Linked DNA regions of Homo sapiens: region 1 is linked to region 2. A link is a contact called in ENCODE Hi-C data. All regions are on one chromosome and are shown on one strand. Each heading gives the region's core, a stretch centred on a gene start or an enhancer-like site at or near the end of the contact. The rest is flanking DNA. Distances are from core to core; before and after follow the strand shown.

Region 1 (5,333 bases), core at 821-3,320, 420 kb after region 2:
AGACTCCAAGCGCTATCAGCCAGGCGTGATTCTAAGCACTTTTCTGCGCATTGTCTCTGAGTCCTTAGATCAGTGCTGTTATGTCCTGTATTACAGGTGAGGAAAGAGGGGCAGGGAGCGTGGCTGGTGCTGTCTAGGATGGGGACTGAAGTCCAGGTGGCCTGGCTGCAGTGCCCCTCTAGTCACCACTGCACTGTCCCCTGCTGACCCGTCACCTGAGTGCCGTTGTCCAAGGGCCTGAGACTGCCGACAGCCAGACAGATGTGCACACACGCTTACATGCACATACTGTTCCAGTCTGAGGCGTCAAACTACAGGGGCTGGTCCAAGCCTCAGGACAAGGACCTGCAGACGTAGAGATGCAAGGTTTGGCACAGAGAACAGGGCGCCTGCCTTGGTGTTGTCCTGCCCTGCAGCCCCATCTAAGGACAGCCACCACCAGTACAGGGCCATAGGGCAGAAACACCTGGATCCCTGGCAAAGGCTGACAAGCTGGCATGAGCCAGGGCAGGAGGGATGGCTGTCCTCAGCTGGTCAGGGAATACAGGCCAAGTGGACAGGGGCCAGGTGCTCCGGAAGGCACCTTCTTTGCCATCATTTGACATATTTGTGAGTGTGTGTGTGTGTGTGTGTGTGTGTGTGTGTGTTGTAGGCGCCAGGCCCTGACAAAGCTGTGGGGGTGCAACAGTGAAGAAGACATATGGATCCATGGTTCAGGGACCCATATCAGTCAAATCCCGTCTGGAAGGGAATGCGGGTCTCTTGATGGCCACTTACCTGCTCTGCCAGTCTCGTTTGTCTCCTCTAGTGCCACCAGCCACGAGATAGAGCTTTGGGGCTTTGAGCCAAGTGATATCAGCTTTACCTCCAGGGCCAGTCCCCTCAGCTGTAGGAGTCTGAGCAAGTGACTTGACTTTTCTGGGGCTCAGCTTGCCCACCTGTGAAATGGGATCTTAATAGCAGCACTGGCCACATATGTTGTTGAGGAGCCTGCTGCAGAGGAGGTGCTCCGTAGAGGCTGCTGATCACATGCGGGGGCAAGAGGGAACATTTATAAGCCTTGGGGATGGGTGCTGCCAATTGAAATGTAGTACCAGAATATTTTTCTGCAGTGAGAGGAGCTTGAGCTGAATGGGGATCCCTGATGGAACAGAATCACATTTCAGATGAAACGCCTGTTCTCTATCACTCTTTCTCTTTAAACCTATCCTCTGAGTCTCGGCACAGATACCACTTCTTCTGAGCCCCTGGGCTGTGCTGGGCATCGTTTCTGTGCTCTGTGCCTTCTTTGCTCCCAGCCCCGATGACCTTAGAGGACACAAACTCCTCCCTGGTCTGCACCCCATCAGATTGGGAGCACCTGGTGTGAAGTGCCCCTGCCAGAGGCTGGTGAAGGGCAGGTGGGGGCCATCTTCTCCTGCCTCAGCTGTGCTCCCCGGAGCCCCCTGCCTGTGTGGCCCGCCTGTGCCCTCCACCCGCTCCCCACTCACTGCACGGGCAGAGGGTGCCCACTGACCGACGGTGCTGCTGCCCGTGCCATGCCCTGGGGAGGGTGAGAAGAGGGACACCACCATGCAAGTGCGGGGCAGGGCAGCCTGCCACCATAGCCTCATTCCATGTACACACCCAGTCTACCAGAGACGCTGTTGGCCCAGTCAGCTGGGGCTTGGAGAGAGCATGCCAAAGTCACACAGATGGAGAAGTGCAACTCAAACTGAGGCCTCCCTGCCTCAAAGCCCCAGATCCCCCAGCTACACGCTGCCAGGCTGGGGCTGAGCACTGTCACACGGCTGCCACCCAGGCCTGCCTTCCCCACAGCCCGCCAGCCATGCAGAAAAGCTGTCCGTAGTTACCTTTCTTCTCCTTCCACCTGGCACCCCACTCCTCAGGTGGTCACACTCCAGCAGTGCCCTCCCTGGCCCTGGAGGCCCGGCGTGGCTGGTGTCATCTGTGAGGGGAACTAGGCCCAGTTCCTTGGAATTCCTATTTTGTTTCCTTGCCATGGGTCTCAGTGACCCAGCTGATGGCTCAGTCCAGGGACCCCAGACTCTGCCAAGGCATTTCCGTGAGTGAGGAGGCAGAGTCCACTGGAAGGAGGGCGGGAGTTCCTGACAGGAAGTGTGGCAATTTGATCATGCCTGAACAGGCAACGGGGCAACATTTTTTTCTCTGCTCCTAAGTTATTACAGCAATGAAACAGTCCAAAAAGGGAAATCTGTCCTCTCCAGGATTGCCACCCAGGGGGTGGAATTTTTTTTTTTTTTCTTAGCATCTTTTTATTTTTCTCTGGTAACAAAGCCTGGAGCAGGGTGACTGCCATTAACCTAGGATACCTCCCTAATGCTTGGAACAGAATGGAGAGGTGGCTGACTTTGACTCAGAAGCCTGCATACAGCTCTGCCCCTGACTCTTCCACTTTTTTTTTTTTTTTTTGACCGAATCTTGCTCTGTTGCCCGGGCTGGAGTGCACTGATGCAATCTCTGCTCACTGCAACCTCCGCACCTGGGTTCAAGCAATTCTCCTGCCTCAGCCTCCCAAGTAGCTGGAACTATAGGCGTGTGCCACCACGCCTGGCTGATTTTTGTATTTTTAGTAGAGACTGTGTTTCACCATGTTGGCCAGGCTGGTCTTGACCTCCTTACCTCAGGTGATCTGCCCACCTCAGCCTCCCAAAGTGCTGGAATTAGAGGCGTAAGCCACCATGTCTGGCCAACTCCTCCACTTTTTAACTGTGTGTCCTCAGGCAAGTCACTTTATTCTCTGAGCTGCAACTTCTACCACTGCAAAATGGAATATTGACCCCACTCTGACTGTCCTGCAGACTTATTCTGAAGCTCAAATAGAAAACAGCCAGCCCCAAGTGGCGTGCTGTAAATGAGTGTGGGCTCTCCTGTAGCCTAGAACAAAGGCGAGGGCTGTGGGTTTGGAAGAAAAAGAATTTGCCTCTTAGTCGTTACTCTGTCCTGCTCATTCAGCACTGGCTGAGGGGACATGTCCTGTATTCCAGCCCCAGGCTGGCTCAAGGACAGTACTGAGAAGGCAAGGGCCTCATGCACACCAGGAGGTTGTGGGAATCAGTTCATCACATGGCCATGTTGCCTCAGACGCCAGAGAAGCACCTTCAATTTTGGCTAGAACAGTTTGCTCCCAGAAGCAGAGAGCAGTGCAGAGTCTGGGCCAGAGCCAGGGACAGGCTTGGTGAATGCAGAACGTCCAGGAGGCAAGGTAGGGCTCAGTCCACAAAAGAGAGATCGAAAAGTTAGCAAAGTACGTTTAGTAAAAAGCACACAATAAAATAAAAGGTGTGGAGTACGGCAGACATTCCAGGAACCTGGAATGTGAAACGCACGTGGAAACGTCCGGCCCTGACATGCACGGTGGTGGGAATGTGGCTGCTCAAAGCAAGTGGGGAATCAAGACTTCCAAAGAGGAAAACCACCCTCAGGAGTTAGGTTGGGGATGTATTGAGCACGCCAGTCATTCAGTGCAATCGTCCTTCTGTGTGTTAATCAGTCAGGCATGCCCCGGGAGAAGTGGCTGTTTCTTGAACTGGATTTCAGCTATGCAGCCTGGTTTCCTCATTGAGTGGTGGGCCTAGAGCAGCATTCTGATGTGCAAATCCTTAATTATAACATGACCTAAAAAGGCGGAGGATTCCCCAGGACAGTGTGGAGGAGGCACCACATCAATCTCAGCTGGATCTTGGAGACCCCGCTGGAAGAGGCGGCTTCTGAGCGGACAGAGAAGGATACGGGGTGAGAGGACAAGGAGCCAAGGCCTGCAGGCACAGATGCCTGCAGTGTGTGGGAGGAAGTGAAATTGTCAGTGAAGCATGGTTGGGGCCTGAAGTACAGGAGATGGGCAGAGGAGGGGCAGGGACAGCTGCATCCCTGTGCATGGAGGGCCCCTCTGCCCCTATGCTGTCCTGATAGGGACTGCATTTTCATCATCTCATTTACCCCTCCTCATCCCATTGCTGTGACTCCCCTCTCTATACCCTCCCTGTTTCCTCATCTGTAACAGTGGGGACCTCACCAGATTTTGCTAAAGCTCAAATTGGATCAGGTGTCCCCTCATCCCGTTAAAAATTGCTTCGTAGTCCTCTGTTGGGTTTGAAAACTCAAAAGGAACCAGAAATTAGGCAGTGGACATGAATGTGCAGCTACAGCTGGACAGAAAGTAAAAGAGCGGAGATGGGTCCCTCCCGGATCCAGATGGTAGCTAACCAGGGTTCCTGGTAGCCACAGCACTTGCCTCACCTTCAGCTCCTACTACATGTGCACAGCTCATGTTACATGTGCACAGGGCTTTCCCAAGTGTGTTCACCTTCATGATATCGTTTAGTCCTCAGAGGAACTATCAGACCTACATTTCGGGGCAACTGAAGTTCAGGGGGAGCATGGAGGAGCCTGCCTCCAAAGCGAGGGCTGGTTCCCCATTCCACAGGGCCATCGGCCCTGCACTGCAGGCAACTGCTAAGGAAGCGACTCCTATCACAGATGAAGTCATAAGACAAACATCCCCAGATGTTCTGGGCTGGGGCACGTTCTGCCTGCTCTGACACTCACTGGTTCCTTCATTCAGTCATTACTTGCCTGTCTTTATGAAGCTCCTACTCATTCAGGTTCTCCTGACCTTGCTCAGGCCCTCACTTCTGACTGCCCTGAACTGTGCTCACCCTTCAGCACTTAACTCTCTCGCCACCTCCTCCCAGCAGCCTCCCCAACCTCTCGCTGCCTCTGTGCTCCATGTGTGCCTTCCCCTCTGCACGTGTGCTGCTGCTCACGTGTGCCTTCCCCTCTGCACGGGAGCTCACTGTGGGCAGGGATGGTGTGCGTCTCAATGGGCTGATTGTGTCCCCTCAGATTCACATGTTGAAGTCCTCACCCCAAGTACCTGACAATGTGACTGTATTTGGAGATAGGGTTTTTGAAGAGGTAATTAAGGTTAAATGAAGTCATATGCATGGGGCTGTATTCCAGTATGCCTGGTGTCCTTATAGGAAGAGGAAATGAGGACACAGACACACACAGAGGGATGACCACGTGAGGACGCAGGGAGAAGGCAGCCACTTCTGCCAAGAAGGGAGGCTTCAGAAGGAACTAACCTGCTGACACTCTGAGCTTGGACTTCTGGTTTCTAAGACTGTGAGACAATACATTTCTGTTGTTTAAGCTGCCCAGTCTATGGGACTTTGTCTTGGCAGCCCCAGCAAACCCACAGTGTCCTAAGCCTCTTTGTATTCCTAGACTTCCTTCAGCCTGGCTCAGGGACAGGGTCCAGTAGATAGGCATCACTTCTGGAACTGACCTTAAACTGTCCTCCGGATGAT
Region 2 (5,175 bases), core at 2,207-4,706:
TGAGGGCGTCCCTCTTTTGACTCTGCCCGTTTCTTTAGGACGCTAGAAGGTAGAGCTCTGGTTTTCTGTTAGGCACCTCTGTGTCTCTGTCTAGGAGGGAACTGGCCCTGACAGGGACCCTCTCTTGACTCAGTCCACATCCCAGGATGCTGGAGGACTGAGTCCTGGTTTCTGGCAGGCCAGTCACTCTCTCTCTCTCTTTTCCTATCTCTAGTCTTTCTCTTGTTCAAGTTTCTTGAAGAATCTCCAAGAAAGAAAAAAAAAAACTGTTATAAACTCTGTGTGAATAATGAATGAATGAGGGAGGACAAGGGCTTGCGCTTGTCCTCCAGTTTGTAGCTACACGGTGAAAGCTACGGAGTTCAAGTGGGCCCTCACCTGCGGTTCCGTGGCGACCTCATAAGGCTTAAGGCAGCATCAGGCACAGCTCGATCCGAGGTGGAAGTTTATACCGGCCTGCCAATGCTAAGAGGAGCCCAAGTCCCCTCAGCGGGAGTGGCCAGACAGGCATCTGACTGATACCATCACAGGACCCCCTCCCCTTGTCTGTCTAAAAAAAAAAAAAAAAAAAAAAGGGACAAACTGTCATAACTGTTTACATGCCCTAAAGTCAATTGATTATGTTGCTTGTTCTGTTCAGTGTCTATTGTCTTGTTAGTAGTTGTGAAAGTTTTCATGTCAAGACGGTGATATTGCCCAAGACGTCTAAGTAAAAACTTCTTCAAAGTCCTTAGTGCTGATTTTTTGTCACAGGATGTTAAATTTCTCATCAATCATTTAGGCTGACCACCACAGTCCTGTCTTTTCTGCCAGAAGGAAGTCAAGTGTTGTTACAAGAACAAGTGTGAAAAACATTTTCCTGATTAAGATTTCTAGCACCATGAAAGTTGTAAGTATTTAGATTGTCGTACCCCACGTCCAAGTGATTAGACCTCCTCTAAAGTAAACCAGTAGTAAGTTCAAAACAGCCACCCTGCAGATTTCCTTGCTCACCTCTTTTGTCATTCTGTAACTTTTCCTGTGCCCTTAAATAGAACACTGTGTAAAGAAACGTAAGCCCGTACTGCTTTACTTCGCTTAGATTCTTACTCTGTTCCTCTGTGGCTACTCTCCCATCTTGAAAATGATCTGAGTAGTCCTTTTCTGCCTCATCCCTGCCCCCTACCCCACTCATCTCATTTTCCAGTGCGACAAGAAGTTCAGCATCTCCAGGACTTGGCTCTGCTCTCACTCCTTAAACCCTTAAAAGAAAAAGCTACGTTTAAGCTATTTGCCTTTAAGTCATAAAGACACCAAAAGTATTTAAGGTACAGATCTAGAAGAAGAAGAAGAAGAACGCCTAGATCAAACTGACCTAGAAGATCTCAGGCTGTCTCTAGTCCTCCTCCCTCAATATTAAAGCTACAGTAGTGTAGCAAGTAGTATTAGCTGTTGTAGTTTTTCTGCTCTTTCTAGTGATGTTGATTCTGTTCTTTCAATACTCCATTCCGCCAAGAAATAAGTTTCTCTGTCCATGCTAAGTTTAATATCTATGCTCAAATCTTATTAAATTGCCTTCAAAAAAAAATAAACACTTCCTCCCAGCCTTGTAAAATTTAAAGCCCTCTCCAATGTGTGCTGCAGAATTTTCCTTTCAGTTTCTCAGAGGATTATAAAGACCGCCTTAAAAAAGGCAAGCTCCAGACACTCTGCAAAATAAAATGGCCAAAGTGTAAAGTCAAGTGGCCCCCTGAAGGGTCATTGAACCTCACAAGCTGTGTGGCAGGTTGTTACTAAAAATCCTAGCTACCCTGATCAGTTTCCCTACATTGATCAATAGCTAAGTTTGGTCAGGAGCCCCCTCCATGGCTCCGCTCATGCGCCATTCATAATTCTACCTCCAAGTTCCGCCTGAGCCAGACCGCGTTTTTGCCTCGATCCTCAGCCGGTTCGGCTTCCCCCGTACTGCCTCCCTCTGAAGAAGAGGAGAGTCTCCCTCACCCAGTCCCACTGCCTTACAACCATCCTGCTCCCTTAATGTTATCCCATGTCTCCTCGGGGACGTCCCCTGTAGGCTCGCCACCCATTGCCTCTCAATCGCGACCGCGGCAGGAAGAAGTAGCCCCTCTACTACCACTGAGAGAGTCACAAGTCCCTCCAGGTGACGAGCGCTCAGCCCCCTTCTTAGTTTATGACCCTTTTTCTTCTTCTGTCTTATATAATTAGAAAACCCATAATCCTCCCTTCTCTGAAAAGCCCCAGGCTTTGACCTCTCTGATAGAGTCCGTACTCCGGACTCACCCGCCCACGTAAGATGATTGTCAACAGCTCCTTTTAACCCTTTTCACCTCTGAAAAGAAAGAACGTATCCGAAAAGAAGCCAAAAAGTACTTCCTCACATCAGCCAATAGACTGGAAGAAGAAGCTAGAGACCTCCTTGAGGAGGTCTTTCCGTCTACCCGGCCCAACTGGTACCCAAATTCCTCAAGTAGAAAGAGAGCTTCAGACGATTTTCACCGGTATCTCCTCGCGAGTATTAAAAGAGCCGCTCAGAAACCCATAAACTTGTCTAAGATGACCGAAGTTGTCCAAAGGCCCGATAAGTCACCAAGAACGTTTTTAGAGCGCCTCCAGGAGGCTTATCGGATTTACACCCCTTTTGATCCGGCAGCTCTAGAAAATAGCCGTGCTCTTAATTTAGCATTTGTGGCTCAGGCAGCCCCGGATATTAAAAAGAAACTCCAAAAACTAGAAAGATTTGCTAGAATAAATATCTGTCAGCTTTTAGAAATAGCCCAAAAAGCTTTTGACAATCACAAGGTTAAAAAAACAAAAACAAGCAACACAGGCAGCTGAAAAGGCCGCTGATAAAGCATTCAAAAGACAAACAAAAATCTTAGTGGCGGCTATCCAAGAAGTACAGAATGAAATAGCCCGTTAATTTAGCATTAACTGAAGCCCCTGCTTTAGCCCTCCCTAATATCTCCATAAAAGCCAAGGAGTTGCTAAAGACGTGTTTACTCAGACTCTAAGACCCTAAAGACGCCCAGTGGCCTATTTATCTAAGAGGCTAGATCCTGTGGCCTCTAGATGGCCAAGTTGTCTGCGAGCCATAGCGGCTACAGCAAGCCTAGTCCAAGAAGATGGTAAGTTAACTGTAAGCCAAAATTTAACCCTTACAGCTCTTCAAGCCATAAAGACCTTACTACGAAGTGCTTCTGGCAAATAGATGTCAAATGCTCGCATCTTACAGTATCAAAGTTTACTGTTAGATCAGCCTCGTTTGACTTTCTCTCCCACAAAGTGTTTCAATCCAGCTACACTACTTCCCGACTCAGACTGCACTATTCCTGCTCATGACTGTCAAGAACTGTTAGAAACTATCGAAACTGGCCAATCTGATCTTCAAGCTGTGCCCCTAGAAAAGGCAGATGCCGCCGTGTTCACAGAAGTAGCAGCTTCCTCAAGCAGGAAGTAGGAAAAGCCAGTGCAGTTGTTACCATGGAGACAGATGTGTTGTAAGCTCAAGCTTTACCAGCGAACACCTCAGCACAAAAGGCTGAATTGATCGCCCTCACTCAGGCTCTCCGATAAAGAGTAAACGTATTAACATTTACACTGACAGCAAGTACGCCTTTGCTACTGTGCATGTACATAAAGCCATCTACCAGGAAAGCAGGCTACTCACCTCAGCAGCTAGCTGTGATCCACTGCAAAGGACATCAAAAAGAAAACACGGCCGTAGCCCATAGTAACCAGAAAGCTGATTCAGCAGCTCAGGTCGCAGCAAGACTTTCAGTCACGCCTCTAAACTTGCTGCCCACAGTCTCCTTTCCACAGCCAGATCTGCCTGACAATCCCGTATACTCAACAACAACAAAAAAACTGGCTTCAGATCTCAGAGCCAATACAAATCAGGAAAGTTAGTAGATTCTTCCTGACTCTAGAATCTTCACACCCTGAACTCTTAAAGAAACTTTAATCAGCCACCTACAGTCTACCACCCACTTAAAAAGAGCAAAGCTACCTCAGCTCCTCCGGAGCCATTTTAAGATCCCCCGTCTTCAAAGCCTAACAGATTAAGCAGCTCTCAAGTGCACAACCTGCGCCCACGTAAAAGCCAAACAAAGTCCTAAACCCAGCCCAGGCCACTGTCTCTGAAAAAACTCGTCAAGAAAAAAGTAAGAAATTGACTTTACAGAAGTCAAACCATACCAGGTTAAGGACAAATACCTTCTAGTACTAGTAGACACCTTCTCCAGATCGACTAAGGCATTTGCTACCGAAAACGAAACCACCAACACAGTAGTTAAGTTTTTACTCAATGAAATCATCCCTCAATATAGGCTGCCTGCTGCCATAAAGTCTGATAATAGAGCAGCCTTCACCTCACCTATAGCTCAGTCAGTCAGTAAGGCGTTAAACATTCAATAGAAACTCCATTGTGCCTATCAACCTCAGAGCTCCAGGCAAGTAGAACGCATGAACCACACATTAAAAACACTCTTACAATATTGATCTTAAAAACCAGTGTAAATTAAGTAAGTCTCCTTCCTTTAGCCCTACTTAAAGTAAAGTGCACCCCTTATCAGGCTAAGTTCTCACCCTTTGAAATCATGTATAAGAAGGCGCTGCCTATCTTGTCTAAGCTAAGAGATGCCAAATTAGCAGAAATATCACAAATTAATTTATTACAGTACCTATAGTCTCTCCAACAGGTACAAGAGATCATCCTGCCACTTGTTTGAGGAGCCCATCCCAATCCAATTCCTGACCTGACAAAGTCCTACCATTCGTTCCAGCCAGGAGACCTAGTGTTTGTTTAAAAGTTCCAAAAAGAAAGACTCACTCCTGCTTAGAAAAGACTTCATGACTCCAACTGCTCTGAAAGTAGACGGCATTCCTGCTTAATCACTCCCACATCAAAAAGGCCAACAGAGCCCAGCTAAAAACATAAGTCCCCAGGCCTAAGTCAGGCCCCTTAAAACTGTGCCTAAGTCAGGTGAAGCCATTAGATTCATTCTTTTTATCTACCTCACTTATTTGTTTTTGCCAGTTAGGTCCTCTGTGCCTTCCTACTCCTTTCTCCTCACCTCTTTCATGACAGGATGTGTATTTGCAAACACCACTTAGAAGGCCAGTACCTCCAAGGAAGTCTCCTTTGCAGCTGATTTATGTGTACTGTTCCCAAAGCCA

The links. A loop is a pair of places that touch in the nucleus more often than their neighbours do. Pooled maps may share reads with other maps.
Region 1: a loop to region 2 is called in a pooled map, with 17 times the contacts of the local background. The contact joins the promoter of SLC2A9 here to the enhancer-like site in region 2. A Hi-C loop is called at or near these places in 6 of 37 single-sample maps with no recorded cell type and 11 of 50 pooled maps.

Annotation. Positions count from the first base shown.
Region 1 is chr4:10,019,427-10,024,759 of GRCh38, forward strand. SLC2A9 (solute carrier family 2 member 9) reads right to left here and starts at 2,071. Exons shown (of 12, transcript NM_020041.3): 1 at 1,854-2,071. The coding sequence starts at 2,003. RefSeq lists an enhancer at 1,553-2,052.
Region 2 is chr4:9,600,660-9,605,834 of GRCh38, forward strand. No RefSeq gene overlaps it. Among named protein-coding and RNA genes, the nearest start is that of MIR548I2, 47 kb to the left of the region's middle. RefSeq lists an enhancer at 1,499-2,017. Within about 2 kb of position 3,457, at least 9 of the 41 ENCODE cell types and tissues checked have a DNase peak (open chromatin) inside an H3K27ac peak, as active enhancers do.